Linked DNA regions of Homo sapiens: region 2 is linked to region 1. Evidence: chromatin loops called from intact Hi-C (ENCODE). Cell type or tissue: HCT116. All regions are shown on one strand. Links, peaks and the distances in the headings refer to the core of each region. The heading gives the core; the rest is flanking DNA. Region 1 overlaps LOC100130256 (a long non-coding RNA gene). Region 2 overlaps ERICH2-DT (ERICH2 divergent transcript).

Region 1 (6,281 bases), core at 558-5,557:
TCACTGCAACTTCTGCCTCCCGGGTTCAAGCGATTCTCCTGCCTCAGCCTCCTGAGTAGCTGGGACTGCTGGTGTGTGCCACCATGCCCAGCTAATTTTTCTATTTTTGGTAGAGACGGGGTTTTACAATGTTGGCCAGGATGGTCTCGTCGATCTCTCGACCTTGTGATCCGCCTGCCTTGGCCTCCCAAAGAGCTGGGATTACAGGCATCAGCCACCGTACCGGCCACAACAACTATTAAATGGTCAATGCACAAAGACAAACATTGCCAACTTTCTAGTATAACTCTTTAATATTTTCATGGCTACTTAGGCTTAATTGAAAAATAAAAATAGTGTCGTTTTGTATTTTTTTTAATAGCCAGGCTTCTTTTTCTACCTTTTTGAGCCAATTTAAGGACATTATTCCGGCTGGGCGCGGTGGCTCACGCCTGTAATCCCAGCACTTTGAGAGGCTGAGGCGGGCGGATCATGAGGTCAGGAAATCGAGACCATCCTGGCTAACACAATGAAACCCCATCTGTACTAAAAACACACACACACACAAAAATTAGCCGGGCATGATGGAGGCACCTGTAGTCCCAGCTTCTCGGGAGGCTGAGGCAGGAGAATGGCGTGAACCCGGGAGGCGGAGCTTGCAGTGAGCCGAGATCGAGCCAGGGCACTCCAGCCTGGGTGACAGAGCGAGACTCCAGCTCAAAAAAAAAAAAAGAAAAGAAAAGAAAAAAGAAAAAGACTATTATACCATTGAATGGTGGCAACATAATTACCTAATTAATGCCCTACTTTGAATATTTAAATTGTTTCCAGTGTTTGCTTGTTTGTTTGTTTGTTTTTTTGGTATTATATACAGTGCTGCAAAGAACATTTTGTATGTATCTCAGACCATTCTCCTAGGATGCCTTCCTATTAGGGAATAACTGGGCAAGAAGTAAGCATGGTTTTCAGGTTTCTGATGTATTCACTCTGGGTGCAGGCCAGGAACTTCATGCTGATTCATGAACTTCAGCGGACTTGGGTAGTACCCATTTCCCGGTATCCTCACCAACACTGAGCACTTTAAGGAAAAAACTGCTATTCTGAAAGTAAAATGGTATTTTGTTTGTAATTTCTATTTTACTACTAGTGAGGTTGAACACTTTTTCTTTTTTTTTTTTTTTTTTTGAGATGGAGTCTGCTCTGTTGCCCAGGCTGGAGGTAGTGGTGCAATCTCGGCTCACTGCAACCTCTGCCTCCCAGGTTCAAGCGATTCTTCTGCCTCAGCCTCCCAAGGAGCTGGGACTACAGGCGCCCGCCACCACACCTGGCTAATTTTTGTATTTTTAGTGGAGACAGGGTTTCACCATATTGGCCAGGCTGGTCTCAAACTCCTGACCTCGTGATTCACTCGCCTCGGCCTCCCGAAGTGCTGGGATTACAGGCGTGAGCCACCGTGCCTGGCTCTTCTTTTTTTTTTGAGACAGGGTTTTACTCCTGTTGCCCAGGCGGGAGTGCAGTGGTGCCATCTCGGCTCACTGCAACCACCATCTCCCGGGCTGGAGCGATTCTCCTGCCTCACTCAGCCCCCCTCACTCAGCTGGGATTACAGGTGTGAGCCACCGTGCCTGGCCTGAACACTTTTTCATATGTATCCATTTGTATTATTTTGTGAACTACCTGTGTATGCCGCTCTTCTTTATTTTTTTATTGGGATGTTTTTCTTGTTCTTAATAGCTTGTAGAAGCTCATTATTGTCCTTGAAGGCAAGACCATGATGTCTTGATTTCCATCATGTTCCTAATGCATCATAGCAGTCAATACATATTTGTTGAATAAAAAAATAGTAGGGCTATTAGTCTTTATCCTATGAACAAATTTTCTTTCCAGCTTATTGGTGCAATTTAATATTTTACAACATTTTTATTGTAAAATATATATAGCATTTATCATTTTAAACATTTTTAAGTGTACAATTCAGTGACATTAAATATATTAACATTGTTGGGAAATCATCACTGATACCCATTTCCAAAACTTTTTCATCTTTCCAAACTGAAACTCAGTACACATTAAACAATAACTCCATTCCCTCAGTGCAATTTATTTTATGGTGTCTTTGACATGAGCAGGTTTTAAATTTTTATGTAGTAAAATACATTATGATTTTTCCCTTTAAGTTGTCTTTGATGTTATGCTTAGAAAGGTCTCCCTGCCTGAGAAGCATGGATACGTTCATATACATTTTCTCCTAGTTTTTCTATTGCCTCGCCCCGCCCCGCCCCGCCCCGCCCCGCCTCGCCTCACCTCGCCTTCCCTCCTCTCTCCTTCCCTCCCCTCCCCTCCTTTCTTCCCCTCCTTCTTTCCTCCCCTCCCTCTTTCCTCCCCTCCCCTCCCCTCCCCTCTCCTCTCCTCTCCTCTCTCTTTTCTTTCTTTTTCTTTTCTTTCTCAGGGTTTCACTATGTTGCCCAGGCTAGTCTTGAATTCCTGGACTCTAGCAATCCTCCTGTCTCAGCCTCCTAAATAGCTGGGATTACAGGCCCATGCACCCTGTTCTTCTTATATTCAACTCTTTCTTTAATCTATCTAGAATTCTTTTAAAATAAAGCACTAGTTAATGGCCATTGCGGGGCACAATTCTCCATGTCTCTGGTGTTGCTGCATGTTTTCTGAGCGAAGGCACTGCTTCGACCTCAACTATCTTTTCAGAGTGTGTATAGTGAACAGCCTTGGAAAACAGAGATGGTTTCCTCTTAGGAGCAGAGAGCAGGTTGGTGGCTTATGCATGTAATAAAGATCAGTGGCAAAGATCAAGCAGGCATACTGCCCATTACAAAAGAGCATAGCTCCTTCAGCTTGGGATTCCTCTCCTGTAATCCACCCCACTGCCTGCAGGCAGCATCTGGCCCTCTTCACATCACCCTGTGGGAAATGGGGGCTCAGGGAGCCGGTGTAAACGTTGACCTCCAGGCTGCTGCTACTGCCATTTTGTCTCTGACCCAAAAGTCTTGTACCTTCTGCCAATATCCGTGAAACTACAGCAGGCTAACTTGGTAGTTTGCAAGTAGGTAAAAAGCCCGAGGCCCTCACAGTTTTTGACAAGGACTGAACTGTATTTTTTTTGAAAGTTTAATTTTTTTCAATGCCATGTATTGAATTATTCTGGACTGATTTGAAATTTCACTTGCATCATAAGAAATATGAAGATATACTTGTGTTTATTTCATATCTTTGCTGTTCTATTTCTCTGTCTATTCTGGTGCCAGCAAAATGCTCTTATTTTTGTAATTTTATAGTGTGTTTTAACATTGAGCAGTAAATATCCTCTTTCTTTCTTGATTTTCCCCCCTCCTTTTTTCTTTTTTTCCTTCCCTGTCACTTTTAGTGTTTTTCTGGGGCTCTTTGTACCAGATAAATGGTACCTGGCACATAGCAAATATTCAATAAATGTGTTTTGAACAATGTTAGTAAAATTAAGAGTTATTTTGTCAAGTACTCAATCCCTTTTGAATTTTTATAATTATAGCAATGAAACTGGAAACACTTTAATTTTCACATGTACTACTAATTTCTTAAACCGTTCCTTTAAATGTTAAGAATTCAACTGTTACTGATTATATAATTTAAGCAAAGAATTTAACCTATTACAAAATGCCTAATATAAATATAAAGGGTTCTTGCACTGTTGTCTAAATTGCAGTTTCCTGGATATTTAGAGAGTTCTGAAATTAATGATATTTTTCAACAATCCTAAGGAAATTTATAGGCCAAAATTTATTTACCATCTTTTAATGGGCTTTATTATTTCGTCATTCCTGCTTTCCATTAGAGTAAAATATTGCTTTTGTCTTTGCTAGGAATGTTACAGTTTACCATCCCAGAAGAGACTTTTTAGTAAAAAAAAAAAAAAAAAAAAAAAAATTGATGTCAAATATAGCATTTATTTATGCGAGACATTAGGGACAGGGCAAATATGTGAACTTAGTCTGTTATCAGATTGCTACTTAGGTGTCATTGAGATTATTCTTAGGGATTGCTGCTTTTCTTTTCTTTTTCTCTCTTTTTTTTTTTTATTTTTTTTGAGACAGAGTTTTGATCTTGTTGCCCAGCCTGGAGTGCAATGGCGCGGTCTCGACTCACCGCAACCTTTGCCTTCTCCTCCAGGGTTCAAGCTATTCTCCTGCCTCAGCCTCCCGAATAGTTGGGATTACGGGCATTTGCCACCACACCGAGCTAATTTTGTATTTTTAGTAGAGACGGGGTTTCTCCATGTTGGCCAGGCTGGTCTTGAACTCCTGACCTCAGGTGATCCGCCTGCCTCTGCCTCCCAAAGTGCTGGGATTACAGACGTGAGCCACGGTGCCCGGCCAGGGGTTGCTGCCTTTCTGTGGGCTACTCTACTAGTTGCTGCTTGGGCCGTGACCACTGCTGGTGACCTGCCTGGCACTGTGAAGGTGACATGGCCAGCCACAGCAGACAGTGTCCTATACATAGGTATCTAAGACCTTGGCCAAGGCAGCAACTTCTAGAGCACTTGCCTTGCAGACAGACAGGGATCCTAACTTTGTTGACCTGAAAACATTAAAGCTGGCAACTAGTCCTGAATCCCATGTTCACTAAGCCCAGATGACCTGTTGATTGATGATATTGAAAGAAAAATAAAAGGTTAATACCCTACAGGGAAACAGATAAATTTTCCAGCACAGGTTTAGTTGAGTTCACATGAATTTCCTCATTTTTCTCATGTGTTCAGGGCAAACTCCATTTCCACATTCTGGAAAATCTGGTAGAATTGCTGTCAGTATTTATTTATTTATTTTATTTTTTATATATATATTTTTTAGATGGAGTTTCACTCTGTCCCCCAGGCTGGAGTGCAGTGGCGGGATCTCAGCTCACTGCAACCTCCACCTGCCGGGTTCAAGCGATTCTCCTGCCTCAGCCTCCCAAGTAGCTGGGATTACAGGTGTGCACCATTATGCCGGCTAATTTTTGTATTTTTAGTAGAGATGGGGTTTTACCATTTTGCCCAGGCTGGTCTTGAACTCCTGACCTCAAGTGATCCGCCCACCTTGACCTCCCAAAGTGTTGGGATTATAGACATAAGCCACCATACCTGGCCATGCTGTCAGTCTTTTTTTTTTTTTTTTTTTTATTTTTTGAGACAGAGTCTTGCTCTGTCGCCCAGGCTGGAGTGTAGTGGCACGATCTCGGCTCACTGCAAGCTCCGCTTCCCAGGTTCACGCCACTCTCCTGCTTCAGCCTCCTGAGTAGCTGGGACTACAGGTGCCCGCCACCACGCCTGGCTAATTTTTTGTATTTTTAGTAGAGACAGAGTTTCACCTTGTTAGCCAGGATGGTCTTGATCTCCTGACCTCGTGATCTGCCTGCCTTGGCCTCCCAAAGTGCTGGGATTACAGGTGTGAGCCACCGCGCCCGGCCACTATGCTGTCAGTCTTTAAATGACTTTGGTACCCGCATTGGTTCATATAGACATAAAGGTGTTGAAGTTTTGGAGGTAGGGACTAGAAATAGTTGCAAGTATCTGCCTTCTAGCCACAAGATCAATCTGGCTTTTACTCAGTGTTAATGCTTCTATTTCTTTCTTTCTTTCTTTTTTTTTTTTTTTTTTTTAGGTGAAGTCTCACTCTGTTGCCCAGGCTGGAGTGCAGTGGCACGATCTCGGCTCGCTGCAACCTCCACCTCCCAGGTTCAAGCGATCCTTCTGTTTCAGCCTCTCCAGTGGCTGGTATTACAGGAACACACCACCATGCCTGGCTAATGCTTCTCTTTCTATAAAGTAAGGCTCCATTTCTTTATTTTTCCCCCTTGAAACTATTCCCAAAATTTAGTAAAGCACTTTGTAATATGTAAGGAAATGCATACAATTTCTAGATTTATATAATTTCTAGATGATCATACTTTCTAGTGAGAGGCTTGTGACGTCTGTTTGAAACCAGTGACTGGAAAACAAAAATGTTACAATAAAAAAGCCAGGTGCTTTGCTAAGCGTTGCTAAGATGAACTTGCAATCTCTTCCATTGCTCCTCCTGAAGTGAGGGCAAGTCCCCTTCCCCCACATTTAGTTGTCAAACTCATCTGTGTCATTTAGATAGTTTTGAAGTTGCATAGATCGATCCTAAACATTCTGCTGTGAAGGGCTTTATGTTTATGGCCTTTCTCTTTTCTCTCATTCCTTATCCAGTGAAGACGTGAGGCCGTGTAAGCTCCAAGAGAGCAGGGATCTTGTTTGTCTTGGTCACCGTGATATTTCAGCTGCTGACCCAGTGCTTGAAGCATAGTAA
Region 2 (6,281 bases), core at 456-5,455, 54 kb before region 1:
TCTGCTATAGTAAAAGCCAAAGTCCTTGCTTTGACTTCTAAGGCCCTCCATGATCTGCTCCCCATGACTTCTCTGTCTTTATTCCCCTCTACTATCCCCCTTGGTCAATCTTCTCTAGCCACATGAGCTTCCTTGCTGTTGCTTGAATACAGTAAGCACACTCCTGTCTTAGGGCCATTGTACTTGCTGTTCCCTTTGCCTGGAATGCTGTTCCAGCAGATGGCTGCTTGTCTTGATCTCTCACTTCCTTAAGTTACCTTCTCAGAGCAGCCTTCCCTGCCCAGCCTACCTAAAATTTCAGCTCCTTTGATCGACTCTTATTCTTCTTCCTTGTCTTATTCCCCTCTTAGTACTTTCCATTACCCAGCATGCTCTATAGTTTACATATCTGTTTTTTGTTTGTCTCCCCACTGAAATGAAAGCTCTGTGAAGGCAAGGATTTCTGTCCTTTTTATTCCCTGTTCTATCCCTAGAGCCTAGAGAACTGTGCCCAAAACATAGCAAACTCTTAATAAACATTCACTGTTCAATGGGTAGTCATCATAGTGATTGACACTGCATATTGATTTTCAAATTTAGAATCAGCACTTAGGAAAATAACAGAAGATAATTATGATTACAGAACAGTATGTAAATGCTTTCAACCTTAAGGATGGTACAGTATGATGACAGAGGTTTGGAGGTGATCAGGGAAGGAGAGGTGAAAAGAAGGGAAAGGACACCAATGTCTTCATCTTGCAAAGTATCAGAAACAAGAGACTGGCTCTGATGGTTAGAAAATGAAGTAAACTTATAAGCACAAAATTGAAAGTTGTAACTTATGGTTGTAAGCATAACTGATAGAACTAGAAACAATGAATTAACATGGGAGAGAGATGGAAGTGATGATATGAATCATAACTTTGAGTTCATCAATAATATTGGCAATGTCTGCTTTTGTCTGATTTCCCTAGAACACAGAGCCCGAGGCAAAGCTTAAGTGCTTACGCTTTTGTCGGGAGGTACAGACCCAGCTCTGCGAGAGCCAGGGGAAAAGGAAGAGAGGCAGGGAAGGAATGGCAGCAAGTACAAGGTGATGAATGACTGCACTGGCCATTGCTTCATGAAGAGCCACGAAAAAACAGAGCCGGTTTCTCAGCAGGTGGCTGGCTGCTCAGTCACAAAGGACCTCTTTGGACAGGCTTTATGGAAATACTGTGCCTAGGACAGTCGCTCAAAGGCAGGAGGGAGAGAAAATGCATCTGCAAGCTCACTTTGTCTTCTTTCTTCTGCTGGTCAAAATTTGCTGGCTGGGGCAGTTAACGCCCTCACACATCCGAGTTGTGTCACCTGGCCCCTTTGGTAGCCACTGGGGAAGCCAGATCTAGGCATGTGGCCTGATGGCTCCTGCGGTGGAACCACATGCTCACACTCAGTCAGTCACCACTGGGATGCCCTGGGCAGGGCAGGCTGAGTGGCTGGGAGATAGCTGAGCCTAAGATATCTAAGCAAGCACCTGTGATGTATGCACTGCAGTGTCCAAATGTGAAAAAGCAAGAAAGGGAGATAGAAGCATATTTTTTTCTGGAGAGAAGGAGGAAACCACCAGGAGAATACAAACAGAAAAAAGGTAAGGTGGTTGTCTCTGGAGGTGGGAAAGAGGTTGGAGAGCAGAATGTTGCATCTTATTATTATTAGCATTCCTGCACAATTTTTTAAATGCATGGATACATTGATAGAAATCACTTTTTAAAAACTCAAAAACTAGGTTTTATCACTCCTCTTTCCCAAATTCTTCAATGGTGTCCCATTGCTTTTAGGATAATTGAAACAGATTGAGCAACACTATTTTTCTGTGGGAATATTAGCTCTTAGACACTGCAAGTTAATATTGTTGTTATTTATATAGCCTAAGTTTGTTCTATTAAAAATTTACTATTCAGGCTGGGTGCAGTGGCTCTTGCCTGTAATCCTAGCACTTTGGGAGGCCAGGGTGCGTGGATCACTTGAGCCCAGGAGTTCCAGAATGGGCCTGGTCAACATGGCAAGATCCCATCTCTACAAAATTTTTTTTTTAATTAGCTGGGCATTGTGGCAGGTGCCTGCAGTCCCTGCTACTTGGGAGGCTGAGGTGGGAGGATCGCTTGTGCTTAGGAGGTCGAGATTGCAATGAGCTGTGATTGCACTATTGCACTCCAACCTGGGCAACAGAGCAGGACTGTGTCTCAAAAAAAAAAAAAAATCACTATTGAAATACTCAGTGAAGTATCAGTGATTTTGTAGTAAGCTTCCACAAGTACAATATTTAAGGGAAAAAAAGTGCAGCTGCTCATTTTGATTTTAGGGGGTTTCAGTTCTGAACTAAAGTCCCTGAATATCAAGGTCCTGCTGGCCTCTCCTGGCTCACAGTGAGTGACTTCCTCTTTCTTTCTGCTCAAACCATATTGGCTCCTTTTCTGCTTGTTGGACCCCTGAGTCTTTCTTCCACTTCAGGCTTTTGCACCAGGAGCTCCCTTTATGCCCATGACTCCTCTCCTCAACCCATCCTCCAACACGCCTAGTCCAGTATTTACCAAGCTTCAGGTTTACACCTAACACCTTCATGTTTGCCCTTTCTGTGTAATGCGTACTCTATTATTTTTCTTATGATCTTTTTTACATTGACAGCTTTTAAAACTTAAATACATTTATTTTACAAGGAAATTTTATATGCCAACGTAAATGGAAAGCCAATTTCACTGGCCACAAATAATGCAAAACCATAAAATACAGAATAATGACAATAATATATCTGTGTACCACTAGTTTCTGTAACATACTTTGCAACACCCTAGTTTAATTACTTTTTACTCATTGTTGAGTTATTTATTAGCTTAAATATTGCTTTGTTTTAGGGAAGTCTTCTCTAACTGCTTGGACTAGACCAAGCTCCTATGCAGCACATTCCTGGACCATGACTGCATAACATTTGTGAGCTACGCAGCACTCATAGTTACATATTTGTGTGATTATTTTACAGTGTTTGCCTTGCCAACTGGACTTAAGCTTCATGAGAACAGGATTTGTATTAATTTTGCTCCCCTCACATCTGTGCTGACCACAGCGTGAGCCTATTGTTAATGCTTAAAAAATACCTACGGAATGAATAAGTGAATACCTGTATGAAATTATCACCTGAGAGCAACCAACTTCCTTTGTTTTGCTTCCATGCCCACCAATACGTCTTCTAACTACAATGAAGTTTCCTCAAATTCCTCTTCTTTTTTTTAGAGACAGGGTCTTTCAGTCTGTCACCCAGGCTGGAGTGCAGTGGCTCAATCATAGCTCACTGTAACCTCCAATTCCTGGGCTCCAATGATCCTTCTGCCTCAGCCTCCTAAGTAGCTAGAACTACAGGCACATATCACCATGCACAACTAATTTCTTGAAAAATTTTTGTAGCCCAGGAGTTCCAGACCAGCCTGGTCAACATGGCAAGATCCCATCTCTACACTATATTGCCCAGGCTGGTCTCAAACTCCTGGGCTCAAGCAATCCTCCTGCCTCAGCCTCCTGCATAGCTGGGACTACACATTTGCATCACTGTACTCAGCTCTGAAATTATTTTTGAAAGAAAGCAGGGTAAATATAAGTAATGTATGAATAAATGAATAGATGGATTTCAGGAAGAGGGTGGCCTGGAGTGGCAAATCATAGTTACCAAAATGACTGCAACAGTCTCTCCCATTCCACGTGTTCTGCAGAGGGACTTTGTCACTCCCACATCAAGAGACAGAATCTGGCCGGGCACGGTGGCTCATGCCTGTAATTCCAGCACTTTGGGAGGCTGAAGCAGGCAGATCACTTGAGGTCAGGAGTTCGGGACCAGCCTGGCCAACATGGTGAAACCCCATCTCTACCAAAAATACAAAAATTAGCTGGGCATGGTGGCACATGCCTGTAAGCCCAGCTACTCAAGAGGCTGAGGCACAAGCATCGCTTGAACCCGGGAAGCGGAGGTTGCAGTGAGCTGAGATTGTGCCACTGCACTCCAGCCTGGGTGATGGAGAACTCTGTCTCAAAACTAAATAAATTAAAAAAGAAAAAAAGACACAGAATCTAATTCCCTCCTTTTGAATATATATTAGTCTAAGTGACTCACTTGAACCAACAAATGTGACTTCCAAAGCTAATCAGAAAGGTCAGTCAGCTTCCACCTTTCTCTTAGAACATTCACGGCCTGGCTGTGCCTCTCAGGACACTCCCTCACCGGGCCCAGCCACCATGCTGTGAAGAGCCAAGCCACATGGGAAAGCCACGTGGCAGGTTTTCTGGTTGCCAGCTCCAGCTGAGCCCAGTCTTCAAGCCACCCTAGCCCAGGCAACAGACATGTGAGTGGGGCAGCCGCCAGGTGATTCCTGCCCCTAGTCATTCCAGTTTTCCCAACTGACACCCTAGATATTGTGGGGCAAAAATAGACCATCCTTGTTGTACTGTATCTGAATTCCTGACCCACAGAATCTGTGAGCACAGTAAGATAACTATTGTCTACACCACTAAGTTTTGGGGGTGGTTTGTTGTGGAGTAATAGATAACCAGAACAGAATTTGGTACCTGGAAGTGGGATTCTCCCATAACAAAAACCCAAAACATAAGCGAAAGCAATCAGCTTTTGACTAGTCAGCAGAAAGAAGCTTGTGGAAATAAAGGAAGATCAACCAAATGAGAATAACCAAAGGCTATTTATTTAGAGCTTGCTGTAGCAAGGGAGCCAGCTGCCATTACTTGCATTTGGGAAGACACTCAAAAGCAGGCGGGAGTGGGAAAGCTTTTAGTGGAAAAAAGGGAAGGCTTTGGGTATGCCCTATTGGAGGCTGCTGGCATTGGGAAGCTTTAGTTAGGCTAACTAGAAGTGGGGCATCCTCTTTGACTGGTTAGACTGCACATTTGGCTTTCCCTGGTTGGCTGTAAGTTGGAAGTGGGGACAAAAATAAAAAAATTAGGGAAGCTGTCAGTTATTAATCAAGTCTTGGTCATTTGGGGCCAGTTGTTACAGAGGCTATTGTTTGGTTTCCTGGATTGTTGCTAGAGATAGCAGACTGATTTCTAGTAGGCTTGCTTCTTCGGCTGGTTTCTCTAAATCATGGGCTGGTTTTCTAGGTTGGTTGCTGCAGATTGTGGGTCAGAGTTCTATTTTTTCATATTTTCTGGCCATTGTCTGTATGTATATTCAGTCTTTCAGGCTTAAATGGCCTTGAGAAGTTTGTTGGTGAAAGCTGGACTGACCTTGAGAAGACTACCAGTGAAGGCTGGAAAGATGGGGAGGAAGTTATGACTGGAGGGTGGAAGAAAAGTGACCTCGTTAAATGTAGCAAAAGGTTTAGCAACATTGCCACCTACAGTAACACTGAAAATAGAAAATATACCTAATGAACCAGTGGGTTTGGCCAAGGATATTTCCTGGCAGACAATTTAAAGTGTCAATTTGTTTCTACTTATGATGAAATATGGCTGGAGAAAGAGGAACTGTCAGTTTTCCAGCACACTTTAGAGGAAGTATGGAGGGCTCAAATCAGTCTTTCTAGTTAGCAAAGCATTCTGAAGGTCCTCAGTGCAATGGCTGAATTGGGGGCACATTCTGATACTAAATTCAGTCTCAATAGCAGCTCACATCCCTCCCACATAGAAAATGTACTCTCCCTTTCCTGAAGGTCTACAGAGTCTTATCCTATTACTGCATCAGTTCAAAGTCCAAGATTTTGCCATCAAATCAGGTGCCAGCGCTGATGAGGTTTCTCGGGTACAGCCCCTTTAGTATGGTTTCTCGAAATCTGGAAGACCTGAGGGCCAAAGACACAAGTGGTGTTTTAAGATCCTTGAAAGGCCTACTTCTGTCTGAAAGTGTTCATGAGGTACCATCTGAAATCTTTCTGAGGTCTTATAACAGTATTTAGAGTCACATCGGTGGCTGCATCTTTTCTACGTGGGAGGGATGTGAGCGGCTATTGCTGGCATGTGGGCTGTGACAGATTGCGCTTTTCCAAAGATGATGGTGTTGATGAAAAGAGTCAAACTCTGTAAAATAGTAAAAGAGGTTTATTCTGAGCCAAATATGAGTGACCAAGGCCCGAGACGCTGTCTCAAGAGGTCCTGAGAACATGTGCCCAATGTGGCTGGGTTACAGCTTGATTTTATATATTTTAGGGGGACAGAAGTTACAGGCAGACATCAATCAATACATGTGAGGTGTACATTGGTTTGATCCAGAAAGGTGAGACAACTCAAAGCAGGGGCTTCCAGGTCACAGATGGATTCAACAACTT

What was found. A loop is a pair of places that touch in the nucleus more often than their neighbours do. Peaks named below come from ENCODE experiments on the same cell type or tissue, not always from the same donor. Only the 100,000 strongest peaks of a DNase experiment are listed, where the experiment ranks them.
Region 2: it touches region 1 in a loop (1.9-fold over the local background); 1 of 110 quality-filtered maps calls a loop at or near these places.

What each region holds. Positions count from the first base shown.
Region 1 is chr2:170,682,391-170,688,671 of GRCh38, reverse strand. LOC100130256 (a long non-coding RNA gene) reads left to right here. Exons shown (of 10, transcript NR_187629.1): 2 at 5,613-5,776; 3 at 6,182-6,277. Among named protein-coding and RNA genes, the nearest start is that of LINC01124, 29 kb to the left of the region's middle. RefSeq lists an enhancer at 6,168-6,281. In HCT116, for the core only: no CTCF peak of the experiment used is centred there; no DNase peak of the experiment used is centred there.
Region 2 is chr2:170,735,960-170,742,240 of GRCh38, reverse strand. The region is part of intron 1 of ERICH2-DT (ERICH2 divergent transcript); the gene reads left to right. Among named protein-coding and RNA genes, the nearest start is that of SP5, 24 kb to the right of the region's middle. In HCT116, for the core only: no CTCF peak of the experiment used is centred there; a DNase peak (open chromatin) is centred at 2,950; H3K4me3 peaks cover 853 bases; H3K27ac peaks cover 618 bases.